Linked DNA regions of Homo sapiens: region 1 is linked to region 2. A link is a loop called in an ENCODE intact Hi-C map of the cell type or tissue named here. Cell type or tissue: ovary. All regions are shown on one strand.

Region 1 (2,500 bases), 120 kb after region 2:
CACAATCTTGGCTCACTGCAACCTCCGCCTTCTGGATTCAAGTGATTCCCGTGCCTCAGCCTTTCAAGTAGCTGGGATTACAGGTGCGCACCACCACGCCTGGCTTTTTTTAAAATTTTTTTGTATTTTTTGTAGAGACGGGGTTTCACCGTGTTGGCCAGGCTGGTCTTGAACTCCTGACCTCAAATGATCCACCCGCCTCAGCCTCCCAAAGTGCTGAGATTACAGGCCTGAGCCACCATGCCTGGCTCCTACCATTTTTTAAAGTCTCAGTTCATATATGATCTTTCCCCAAGAAAATCTGACATCAGTCCCCACTCTCCTCCCAAGGTTGAACTAGATGTCCCTCCTTTGTGCACTCACAATCTCCTTTAATTTACTGACCAGTTTAATCCATATTCTGGGTTTCTTTGAGAGAAAACAATGACTGATGCCCACAGTGAACTCAATGTTCTTCAACAGGAGGATGCACTGAAATGCCCAGACACTTCTTCACCTAAGCTGCGTGTTTGCTGGGATCCATTGTTTGTTCTCAAACCTATTTCTGCCAGTCGTACTTGTTAGTTTAATTAAGTAATTTAACTAGATGTCACTTGAGTGAATAGCACATGAGTGAAAGAGTTGTGTTTTCTATGAAAACAGATGGATGCTTTGGAAAGATAAGATGCTAGAAATCGTACTTTTGAATGAGCCATAGGCAAAACTACAGACAGGATAGGGGAGGGGTATGTAGTAATCTTGAAAGAATCTCCTTTCAGATTTTTTTAAGTGCCCTTAATTTCTAACTTCACTTTATAAAATTCCAACCTGGAAATTGTTGAAGATGCCTAATGAAAGTAGTTTATGAAGTTCCTATCAGTAGACTCATGTCACAATTAGAAGCCTTTGGCCCCATATCAAAAGATTAGTGACGTGTATGTGTTAAGTCAAAATAAAATGTCTAAGGCATGCACGTATCATCTTTACCTGTTCAACCAATTATGTATTGAAGTGATGGGGAACCAGTGGGCGGCAGGAAGGGAGTCGGGTATCTTTCTCTTTCAATAGATTGTGAGTTTCTTGAAGACAGGGACCACATCTTGCTCATCTAAGTAGTACCTGTGCCTGAGAAAAGTGTTCAGATCCTCAAAGATTTTCACTAAGTGCTCTTCACCCAGTGGAATGCTGCACTTATTTTTGTTTAGGGGGTTTCAGGTCTTGTTCAGCATTTATGCATTACAACCACGAGGGGGCAATATAGTCACATTCCTTGTAATGACCACCCAGTGGTGTTGCCTCCACGTTAGAGCCCCTAATATGATGAGCCCCCCTAAAATGCATTGGAGAAACTGTGGCATAAACATCTCACCAACACTGGCATTCTTTGTATATCCTTCTCCTGTTTATTTGGAGGAGTTGACTGATTCTATCTTTTCTAAACAATATAAGGATCAACTAGCAATCACCATTTTATTAAGTTATGCAAGTGCAGACAGCTTCTGGAAGGAAGAAATGAAAATGAGATGGTGGAGAAGGGGTGGTACAGGGGAAACCTTCATGTAAATGTTATCAGTAGTATCAGGGATGATCAATTGGCACAATGTTATCTATGGTGTTTTTCAGGGAAGTCTTGGAGGGAACACTACTGAAGAAGTTACAGATTCTGTGTCTATATGAAGCAGAAGACCTCAATCCTTCCTCTGTCCCCTGAATGAGTCTTCTCCCAGTTCCTATATGTCCGAATCATAGGCTCCGAAAATTAAGTTTCTCGTTGCTCATATCTTTTCAGAAGGAATGTCCTCTCCTAAGAGCAAGAGGGTAGTGAGATGAAAAAGAAATCTATTGCCTTTAAAAGGAAAGACCCTGAGAAAATAAAAAAAGAGTGTTTTGCTTTTTAGTAAACTGCTGTGCTGAATCACGACTAAATTGGTGATCTGTGACATCAAAGGGTCATAAACAGCCTAGCTTGAGTCCAAAAGAACTGAGGCCTCCATTTTCACAGTAAAAGAATGCCTATTCCAAAATAATTTTTGAGAATGAATGAAATCTAAAACAAGATAAGCAGTCCTGTTTACAGTTATCATGGGGTATTGAAATAGTTGGCGTGGAAGTTGGGTGACTCAGTGGGCAGGACATTTGGGGTCAGAGCACTTGGGAAGTCAGGCTGACCTGCGTTAAAGCCTCAGCTCTGCTCCTAACTAGTGACTACGGTCAGATGCCCTCCCTTCCCTAAGCGCCAGTTTTACATTGCTCATATGTAAAATACAGGAATGGGGAAATTGGACAAATGATCTCACAACCTCTCCCAGATCTAAACAATCATATATTTCTTTTCCAGGAAGTAGCTTACGTATTTGTCCTTAACTTCCTGTTTCAAGAAGACAGCTTTTTGTTTTTAGATGCAATATAAAAACAAAATAACAATCACGCAAATTGCTATTTTTCTTTTTTTTTTTTTGAGATGGAGTTTCACTCTTGTTACTCAGGCTGGAGTGCAATGGCGCAATCTCGGCTCACTGCA
Region 2 (2,500 bases):
AAGAAAATCAATATATGCTCAGCAAGGAGCAAGTAAGTTGTTTTTTGTTTGTTTGTTTTTAACTAATGGACTTTTAAAAGTAATTTTAGGTTCACAGCAAAATTGAGTAGAAAGTACAGAGAGTTCCTACTTACTGCTTTTCTCCACACATTGACAGTCAGGCACCAGTGTGGTAGAATAATAAGCTTTTAATAGAATGTTTATCTTTGTGTTTTTCCTGATCTCTTCTATCAAAACATTAGCCTTTTTTTTTTTTGTACATGACTTAAAATCCTTTTTTTAAATTTGGAATTAGAGTTTATAAGTGAGTATTTTGACATCCATATTTTCTGACAAAATGACTTTCACTTTCCCAAGTTCCCAGGCTATTTTTGCTTTCTCCATCCCACCCCTACCCCTTGTTAGAATGTTAGTATGTATACAGATTGGTTTTTTTTAATATTAACATTAAATCAGGGACATTCTTCAGTGCCACTGAATTTTTTTTTCAACATAATTTTGATAGCATGGTTTTACTTCATGGAAAAAATGGAAGATTGCAAATTGTTAAATTTTCAGTTAAATATAACCGGCCCTTGAAATTCAGCTCCTTGCATTTTATTAGGAACTTGATTTTTATTTTCCTTTTTGCACCATCACTATAGTAATGGGATTAAAGTTAAAACCAGCAAATTTAAGCAGATATTTCTATTTAAGCAGATATTTCTATTTAAGCAGCTGTGATTAGAAAAGCAGATTGAATTCACTGAAGAAATGAAGTATCTCCAGATTTTATTTTACTGTCTCCTTCCCCATATATCTGTTAATATAATCTTTTTAGATTCGAGGATTTCAACAAGTTACTTCATGTTTTCTCAAAGATTTATTTTGGGTCTATAATTACTTGCCTCGAGATCTTCCATTTTAAGTTAATTACTATAAAATATTTTTTACTGTTACTAAATACCTCAACTCTCAGTGTTAACCTTTTTTTTCTACCTTTTTGTTGGGTTTCAAATCATTGATATTTTCAGATTTCATAGTCTATAAGGTATGGCTTTTTAAAGCTGTGTAGTCCCATATTTTAACGTAAGATGGCAGCATTGAGATAAATGTGTAGTGACACCAAGTGATTTTAGTTATTTGGTCAATTAGCCCATTGTAACAGGGGAAACTTGCTGCTTTAAAGTTCTTAGAAATGTACGCCAATTCTAGGTGTTTTTGCCAACTTTTTGAAGTCACAGTTCCATGGAGTTTAGCCAGGGGTATCAGGAATCTTTTCAGTGCTAGGAATCTCTGTAGTGTTGAAAGATACTGGCTAAATATTTTTTTTTTTTTTTTTTTTTTTTTTTGGAGACAGAGTCTCGCTCTATCCCCCAGGCTGGAGTGCAGTGACATCGTCTCGGCTCACTGCAACCTCTACCTCCCAGGTTCAAGTGATTCTCATGCCTCAGCCTCCCAAGTAGCTGGGATTACAGGCACCTGCCACCATGCCCAGCTAATTTTTATATTTTTAGTAGAGAGACAGGGTTTCGCCATGTTGGCCAGGCTGGTCTTGAACTCCTAACCTCAGGTGGTCTGCCTGCCTTGGCCTCCCACAGTGCTGGGATTACAGGATTACAGGGGTGAGCCACAGTGCCCGGCCACATACTGGCTAAATATTAATAAGTAAAAGTTTATATAACTAGCCTGGCTGTACTCTGAATTCATATTCAAATGTCCAGCTGCCTTTTGAATAGACACTTTTTGACTATCACTAGATTGTAGGTCTACTAAGTAGTTATTCATTATTTCTGCACAATTATTTTACCTTTGTACATTTTTTTTTAAAACTATTCTTGTTGAATTGTATCCAGTTTTGTAAGAATCACTCTTAAATCTGTTGTCATATCTATTCTTGTCATAGTTGGAGAGTATACCTACTCTGTGCTGACCCCAACAGTAGAACCGGAAGGCAAATCTTGTTTCAGTTACTATTTTAAAAAAAGAAACCTCACACACACAAAACCCCACAACTTTTTAATAACTGTTAAATAAGTAGAATAGGCTGTTTTGTGAAGTAGTAAGTGTCCTATTTTAGAAATATGCTAGTTGAATCTGGATAACTGTGTCAGAGATTCTATGGAAGAAATGCTTCTACCACCTAAGAGGTTAGGAAATTATTTCATGGCTCCATAACTAAAGGCTCAGTTCATTTCAATTCAGCAAGCAGTTTTTGAGCACATACAATGTGTGGTCACAATGCTAGGCATTGGGAATACATAAACATGGATAAGAAGTTATACCCGCTACATCCAAGGGGCTCTCAGTCTAGTAAGGAAGATGTCTTAAGAAAGTAATTTAGTCAAAAGCGAAAGGATGCTTGGGAAAGTAAGTCATCTCTGCAGTTCATGGTAGTTGGAAATGGCTTCTGTGTGGATGTAAGATGTAAGGTGAGCCTTAATCATTGACACTGTAGTGTAATGGAATTTGCATTGGCATAGGATTATTAAAACTCAAATCCTTGTTCAGCGTTTCCTAA

The links. Hi-C counts contacts between places; a loop is a spot of excess contacts. Peaks named below come from ENCODE experiments on the same cell type or tissue, not always from the same donor. Only the 100,000 strongest peaks of a DNase experiment are listed, where the experiment ranks them.
Region 1: it touches region 2 in a loop (4-fold over the local background); 40 of 110 quality-filtered maps call a loop at or near these places.

What each region holds. Positions count from the first base shown.
Region 1 is chr10:87,655,427-87,657,926 of GRCh38, forward strand. No RefSeq gene overlaps it. Among named protein-coding and RNA genes, the nearest start is that of PAPSS2, 3.2 kb to the right of the region's middle. In ovary, a CTCF peak has its summit at 1,229 (motif pointing right); a DNase peak (open chromatin) is centred at 2,160; H3K27ac peaks cover 1,211 bases.
Region 2 is chr10:87,532,739-87,535,238 of GRCh38, forward strand. All of the region lies in intron 4 of MINPP1 (multiple inositol-polyphosphate phosphatase 1), which reads left to right. Among named protein-coding and RNA genes, the nearest start is that of MINPP1, 29 kb to the left of the region's middle. In ovary, a CTCF peak has its summit at 1,119; a DNase peak (open chromatin) is centred at 1,576; H3K27ac peaks cover 1,642 bases.